2 separate regions of the Homo sapiens genome follow, and region 1 is linked to region 2. A link is an interaction called in ENCODE POLR2A ChIA-PET data of the cell type or tissue named here. Cell type or tissue: MCF 10A. All regions are shown on one strand. Region 1 overlaps LIPA (lipase A, lysosomal acid type). Region 2 holds the start of FAS (Fas cell surface death receptor).

What was found. Peaks named below come from ENCODE experiments on the same cell type or tissue, not always from the same donor. Only the 100,000 strongest peaks of a DNase experiment are listed, where the experiment ranks them.
Region 1: POLR2A ChIA-PET joins it to region 2 with 11 read pairs; 7 of 35 experiments call an interaction of 5 or more read pairs at or near these places.

Annotation. Positions count from the first base shown.
Region 1 is chr10:89,213,208-89,217,207 of GRCh38, forward strand. It overlaps LIPA (lipase A, lysosomal acid type), which reads right to left. Exons shown (of 10, transcript NM_000235.4): 9 at 2,731-2,802; 10 at 365-1,854. The coding sequence ends at 1,621. Among named protein-coding and RNA genes, the nearest start is that of CH25H, 7.9 kb to the left of the region's middle. In MCF 10A, CTCF peaks have their summits at 199 (motif pointing left) and 3,989 (motif pointing right); a DNase peak (open chromatin) is centred at 3,974.
Region 2 is chr10:88,988,544-88,992,543 of GRCh38, forward strand. FAS (Fas cell surface death receptor) reads left to right here and starts at 2,255. Exons shown (of 9, transcript NM_000043.6): 1 at 2,255-2,363. The coding sequence starts at 2,334. It overlaps FAS-AS1 (FAS antisense RNA 1), which reads right to left. Exons shown (of 1, transcript NR_028371.1): 1 at 2,879-4,000. It also overlaps a transcript of ACTA2 not described here. RefSeq lists a silencer at 951-1,000 and enhancers at 1,408-1,919, 1,920-2,430, 2,571-2,980, 3,111-3,190. In MCF 10A, no CTCF peak of the experiment used is centred here; DNase peaks (open chromatin) are centred at 1,638, 2,128, 2,838 and 3,258.

The sequences.
Region 1 (4,000 bases), 220 kb after region 2:
GCACACCAGCATGGCACATGTATACATATGTAACTAACCTGCACATTGTGCACATGTACCCTAAAACTTAAAGTATAATAATAATAAAGAAAAGAAAAGAAAAGAAAAGAAAAGAAAAGAAAAGAAAAGAAAAGAAAAGAAAAAGTAGTGAGGGAAGAGAGCGTGGGAAGATTTGCAAGCAAAGCCAAGAGTGCCCTCTTGTGGCATACAAAAAAATGATTTTTAAAAATCACTCGTTACTTGGTAGCCCTTCATTTCCCGGAGTAAACACATTAACCTTGAGAAGAGTTCCAAGTACTGCCAAGAGAGAAAGGGAAGAACCGGATGACTGTTAAATAAAAGAGAAAAAACATACACACAATTCTTTGGGCCTATAAGTCTCACTCAATTTTATTGAAAAGTTTAAGACTTTAAAAGTTACAAAGTAGTATTCGCCCTGCCTATATTAACCATTAACAAGCATTGTACTGTTAGTGCAGCTAAAGTAATTATATCAGAAAAACATATCAATTGTCATTTTGTCCACCGGACAGTATTGTAAGGAAATGATGCTGCAAGAAAAGCAGACAAATATGGACTTCCCAACATAGGGACGTGAAGCAGGTGTATTAAAAATAAGGATGCATATAAAACTAAGACACAAAATGAATCCCTGAGCTGAGTTTGCATCCGAAAACATCACGTTCACACTTCATTTGGGTGAAAATGAACAAGGACACTTCTCATGGGCAACCACGGGGCTTTGGCTTCACACAGATGTGATCAATAACGACAGTAGCGGGCTCCAAGAGTACATTAATCTCAGAAAAAATAGTGGTATAGTCTCCACAGGGATTTGCTTCTCAGATAAGTAGAACTATGGCCTGCCATGAAATTGAGAGCTCATGAATATAGATGGTTGAGTGTATCAGTCTTCAAAGCATTTAAAACATACTTTTGTTTTTGTTTTATCAGTGCAATTTGTTTTTGAAGACGCCGGAAAACTATTTCATTTAACCTGAGCAATTAAAACGTGTCAAATCACAGCTGTCACAGTTAGGTTTGATAAAATTAATTGTTAGCATCCTTATTACTGGCACAGCTGTGATATTTCTGGATTTGACTATGCACCTGCTGCAGGAAAACATGATAAAATGTCATTTAGATCTCTAACTACAAGACCGTTAGACTAGAGAGCTCTTTAAGGCAAGGACATGAAAACTGCGTACTTTTATACCTCGCTTAAGTCAGTGACAGATTTACCAATGACAACACAATTTTAAAATTCCAACACATATATTACTTTGTCCTATGAAGGGCAAAAAGTCAATATATTTTAAATTTTAAAAACAGAATGGATATAATGACCTTTTTACACATCAGTGATATTTAAAAGACTTAAAGAGACAATACTATGGTTGAGACACTGGCTTCCTATTCCAGCCCTAATTAAAGAAAAAATAGCTAGTATGTTTCTAATTGAAACTAGAGTGAACTGGGCATCTTCAAAGTTATCATTTTCTTGGATATAAAAAAACAAAAGACCTGGGAAAGAAAAACAAGTGTTTTACAGAAATGAAGCAAACACATTTTCACATGACATAATCATTGACTTGGTGGTACACAGCTCAAGTCCAGCTTTCACTGATATTTCCTCATTAGATTAATAATTTTATTATAAAGCCTCCAAGGGGCATCCAGGCCCCAAATGAAGTCAAGATGCTCCCATTCCGGAATGCTCTCATGGAACACCAAGTTGGTGATCTGAGTCAGTAAGATATTGACGTCGTAGACATCTGCAAGCCAGTCGTGACCCCCGCTCCAGACTGCAGTCGGCACAAGCATGTCCTTCACATTGTATGTGGGAGGATAACTCTACAATGAAAAGGAACCAGAGAAAGCCTCGTTGTTGTTGTTGTTTTAATTTTCAAAATCACAATAAGCGCAATCTCCATTAAACATTGTCTAGTAAGTTTGACTAACAGACTAAATTTTTAAAATCTCTTTGAGTATCTTTTCAAGTTGCCATTACCGGCACAAAAAAAGAAATCTAACCCCAAATGAGAGAATGCTAATTATAATCGCCACTAGCTGTGGAGCTGCTGCCGTAGGCTGGGCACCAAAATGAATGTTTAATCCCCGGCAAGGAAGGTGTTGTACTCCATAGGTAGTACACTCAAGGCAATAGTGGCTGGAAAGAGTTTGGGGTCATGCCCTCCTACTTCTTCCCTTTGGGTGTAAGACAAGTCACAGAAATTCTCTAAGCCTCACTGTCCTCATGTTTAAGTCAGAGATAATCACGTTTACATCACAGAGATGCTCTGGGAATTAAATTTAAAAAACAGAGCAAAGTGCCTCACACTTCAGTGCATTTAGCATGCTCAAAAATGCTAATTTTATTAGTGCAGGGAAGAGGCTTAAGCAATGTAATCTGGCCAAGGCCCCATAGCTACCAGATAACAGACATAGGACTGTCTGACTCTACAGGCTATGTTCGTGATTACTCTGAGTAATGCATAACAGTGATGATTCTTATTTAGAGCTGGGGAAAGGACAAAGAGAGGAGGCCCAGTCCACAACACCAGCTACAAAGCTTGGATTGTTCTGAATGGACTGATGGAAAACAAACACTAGTCAACTCCTGCAAACATTTCCCACAGCACCTGAGCCTGGCCAGAATCCTGATAGGCCAGGCTGGCTTTCTTGATGAGTTTTCAGGGCCCCCTTTAATGAAAAGACTAAAAACTTTACCTGGTTGTAATGAAAATAATTCTTGGCACTGCTTCCCCAGTCAAAGGCTTGAAACTTTTGGAATTTAACAGCCTAAAAAGAAGATAATTTGGAAAAGAGTTATCTGACACCAAAGTTAGAGATAACATCATAGGTTGCTGGAGCTAGCCACAACCTCGGAAATCAACTTTATACCAATATCCAGATTTACTCTTCATTTCCAAGGCATTATTTTAAATGAGATGGCATGGTTTTGTCCTGCTTTACTGAATGACTCAATTTCTCATTGTATGATTGTTAAGCAGCTACCACCTGACACAAGAAAGCAGCTATGCACATATGCTGTCAATTATACTAGATCAACAGTTGCTCCTGCTAGCGGAACTTTATGCTGACATTTTCTGCTGAAATTTGCATCCTAAGCTTTTTCAAAGAGTTAGTCATTTTACTTGGGAAATAAAGGTAGACAGATAGGTAGCTACATATATATATACATATATATATATATAATAGAGAGAGAGAGAGAGAGATGGATATATATAGATAAAATAATTATAATATACAATTGGCCCTCCATATCCAGTTTTGTATCTGTGGATTCAGCCAAGTGATATTTTGCAGATGGAAAATATTTGGAAAAAAACAATAAAAGATAATAAAACAATAAAAAATACAAATTTTAAAACAGTGTAACACCTACTTACATAGCGTTTACATTGTATTAAGCATCATAAGTAATCTAGAGATGATTTAAAGCATATGAAAGGATATGCATAGGCTATATGCAAATACTACATCATTTTATATAAGGGACTTGAGTATCTGTGAATTTTGGTTTGGGGATGATGTCTGCAGCCAGTCCCCAAAGATACTTGAGGGATGACTGTATATTTTCTATTTACCCATTCTACTTGTCTAGTTATATTAGTCAAATTTTAATGATGGTATTGATTAAACACTTTTTCTTGAGTACTGGTATCAGTATAATCACCAAGTAGTACTGCATGCCAGCACAATTCTAACTAGTTAGGGATACTAGAGCCATGAAATTGAAATTGTATTGAAATTTACATTTATTCATATTTAAAATAGTATAATATAAAATATTAGCAAAATGTCACTTATTTTTAAAATTCAAAATAGTGCAAATCCATATTTCCTCTACACTCTCAAATTAAATGTATGTCAAAAATTAAACACAAAATTGGCAAGCCAAATGAATTTGAAATGGTAAGTTTTGGCCACAAGGTGGCGCCTGGTAAAAAGAAATGCTCAGACATTCTTTGTCAAA
Region 2 (4,000 bases):
TATATGGTATGGTTTGAATAAGGATGGTTGTCCAAAATATCTCCAACATCTGTTGGAGTGCCTGAAATTCTATTATTAAAATTTTATTTCTTTGCCCTTGAAGGCCTGAGGACTCTCAGGAATATGCTGGTAAAATAAAAATAACCTTTAGAGATGCCCAAACTGTTTTCCCCAGAACACCAGCATTCATTAGGTGTTCATTCAATAGATTCTTCAAAGGATTCCAAAGGCAAAGAAGTTTGGGGAACAGTATATATAATTACCCAACCCTTTGACATTAGCATACTAAGGGCCCTGAGAAGTTTTGGATTCAGAAAGTTTTCAAATTAAAGTAACCCAGAATTTTCTAAGATTATTTGACCATGAAACATATGTCTCCCCACAAAGCACATATTCCTATCTCCTTGAACTTGAGGATAATTAGACGTACGTGGGCAGAGGGTAGGGGAAGGGGGTATGGCATAGAAAGAGCAGGACCTTGGGAGCAAGAATATCTAAGTTTAATTCCTGACTCTGCTATTTATTAACTAACCATCTTTGCCAATGTTGCTTAAGCTTTTTTGGCTACATTTTTTTATTTGTAAAGTAAGTTTAATAATCACTCATCTCACTGGGCTATAATGATAAGTATTAAGTAAGGAAGATCCACATATGTGAGTTGCTGGCTTATAATTCACACTCAAGAGATACTGATTTTGTCAATTGTCCTTTCCCCTTTTTTTCTCTCTTCCCTCCTTCCATTCCTTCTTCCCTTACCTCTCCTTTCCTTCCCTCACACCCCTTTTCCTTCCTTCTTTTTACATTTTTTTATTTAAATGAACTTTTCATTTTGGAATAGTTTTAGGATTTCAAAAAATTTGCAGAGATAATACAGAGAATGCCCATATACCATCCTCCTTATCCCACTTCTTTTTGTGTCTATTAGATGCTCAGAGTGTGTGCACAAGGCTGGCACGCCCAGGGTCTTCCTCATGGCACTAACAGTCTACTGAAAGGTGGAACAGAGACAAGCCTATCAACACCTACAAGACTGGTGGTAAGTGCAGTGACAGATGCAAAACACAGGGTGATGGAAAGCCCTCAGGAGGGTAACCTAACCTAGATTTGAGGGCCCAAACAGGCTCCAGAAGAAAATGTCAACTGAGAGGAAGCCTGAAGGATGAACAGTGGGCTAAGCAAAGGGTTATTAATGTGTTATTAATGGGTTGAATCTAATTGGGAAGGGAGAGAGGTTGCAGAGTGAGGTGCAGAGCTTGGTGGACGATGCCAAAGGAATACTGAAACCTTTAGTGTGTCCAGTCTGGAACTGCATCCAAATTCAGGTTCAGTAATGATGTCATTATCCAAACATACCTTCTGTAAAATTCATGCTAAACTACCTAAGAGCTATCTACCGTTCCAAAGCAATAGTGACTTTGAACAGTGTTCACCAGAGCACGAAAGAATTACAAGATTTTTTTTTAAAGAAAATTGGCCAGGAAATAATGAGTAACGAAGGACAGGAAGTAATTGTGAATGTTTAATATAGCTGGGGCTATGCGATTTGGCTTAAGTTGTTAGCTTTGTTTTCCTCTTGAGAAATAAAAACTAAGGGGCCCTCCCTTTTCAGAGCCCTATGGCGCAACATCTGTACTTTTTCATATGGTTAACTGTCCATTCCAGAAACGTCTGTGAGCCTCTCATGTTGCAGCCACAACATGGACAGCCCAGTCAAATGCCCCGCAAGTCTTTCTCTGAGTGACTCCAGCAATTAGCCAAGGCTCCTGTACCCAGGCAGGACCTCTGCGCTCTGAGCTCCATTCTCCTTCAAGACCTCCCCAACTTCCCAGGTTGAACTACAGCAGAAGCCTTTAGAAAGGGCAGGAGGCCGGCTCTCGAGGTCCTCACCTGAAGTGAGCATGCCAGCCACTGCAGGAACGCCCCGGGACAGGAATGCCCATTTGTGCAACGAACCCTGACTCCTTCCTCACCCTGACTTCTCCCCCTCCCTACCCGCGCGCAGGCCAAGTTGCTGAATCAATGGAGCCCTCCCCAACCCGGGCGTTCCCCAGCGAGGCTTCCTTCCCATCCTCCTGACCACCGGGGCTTTTCGTGAGCTCGTCTCTGATCTCGCGCAAGAGTGACACACAGGTGTTCAAAGACGCTTCTGGGGAGTGAGGGAAGCGGTTTACGAGTGACTTGGCTGGAGCCTCAGGGGCGGGCACTGGCACGGAACACACCCTGAGGCCAGCCCTGGCTGCCCAGGCGGAGCTGCCTCTTCTCCCGCGGGTTGGTGGACCCGCTCAGTACGGAGTTGGGGAAGCTCTTTCACTTCGGAGGATTGCTCAACAACCATGCTGGGCATCTGGACCCTCCTACCTCTGGTGAGCCCTCTCCTGCCCGGGTGGAGGCTTACCCCGTCTTAGTCCCGGGGATAGGCAAAGTGGGGCGGGCGCGGGACGCGTGCGGGATTGCGGCGGCAGCGGCGCACGCGGGCACCTGGGAGCGGCGGGCTGCTGCGGGAGGCGTTGGAGACTGGCTCCCGGGGGCTGTTAGGACCTTCCCTCAGGCCCGGGTGCTCAGAACGCTGGAGGACTTGCTTTTCTTGGGCCTTGATGCGAAGTGCTGACCCCGCTGGGCAGGCGGGGCAGCTCCGGCGCTCCTCGGAGACCACTGCGCTCCACGTTGAGGTGGGCGTGGGGTGCGGACAGGAATTGAAGCGGAAGTCTGGGAAGCTTTAGGGTCGCTGGAGGGGGACCCCGGTTGGAGAGAGGAGCGGAACTCCTGGACAAGCCCTGACAAGCCAAGCCAAAGGTCCGCTCCGGCGCGGGTGGGTGAGTGCGCGCCGCCCCGCGGGGGCGGGGAGAGAGCCTGCAGCCTTCAGAACAGATATTGCTCATTTTCTGGCAGTTCTCAGACGTAGGAAATAAGTCAGCACCGAAGCAGTGGTTAAGCCGGAGGGCTCGGAAGAACGGCACCTTTTCTTTCTCGAAAAAGTTATATGGGGGCTGAATGAGCTTCTGGAGGCTTGTTTACCGTTTTTTATTGTCACACAGAAAAAGAAACTGCCTTGTCTCCCTTCCGGGAATTCTCTCTTTAAGACTGTAAGTCGCTGCCTGAGTGGTTTCATTTTGTTTTGTTTTTCTGCCCTTCTCTTTCTTCTTTTGCCCTTTCTTAGCTTGCACTCCCATGGTGATTTCTGCTTGGTCTCCTGCTGGGGTTGGTGGTACTCGTTCCCACCGCACAGAACCCGGCGCCTATTATTGGCCAAGAAACTTGAGCAGCCTGTTTTGAAAAGTCCCTCGCTCAGAAATGCCAGCTTGCAGATGGCTAATCAAAGAGACGTGGATCCAGGAGGCTCATTTGAGTACCGGAGCCTCTGAGAGTCCATGGATTTTTATTTTATTGGGCCCCAACAAAGTGCCAGGCATAGCGAGAGAAGTGTTTACAAATGTGATCTCCGCGGATTCTCACGAGAGCCATGTAGTGGGGAAGATAACCACATCCCCATTTTACAGATGGCGAAATGAGGTTCAGAGAGCTTCAGTAATTCAGCCAAGATCACACAGCTAGTAAATGGGAGATATGGGATTGAACTCAGATCTAATTCCAAAACTCAGGCTGTTCGCTGATTGCATCTGATATCCAGATTACACCAAGAGGCTGAGATGTCTGGGTCCATTTTATGATTAGAAAAAAAAATCCTGTTCCTTTCAGAAATAGTGTGCACTATTTGGGATTCTTTAGAAACTTCCTTGGAGAAAATTAATGATTCAAGATTGAGAAAACATTTATACAACCTCAGGCCACACTCTTCTCTCTCTTGTTATTAACCATTGCACCACTGCAATGTTGGCTGCTTTGAAAATCTCATAGTTTTTGGACAGCAGTATTAGTAAAGTGTAAGAAAATTGTCAAAGCTTGGAGCTATGCTTGTTGAACTTTTGTACCAATAGCACCTTTACCAGAGGCTGCGTGTTTAAAGCCCGAAGAAAACTTTGCTTTTCTGAAAGAATACACA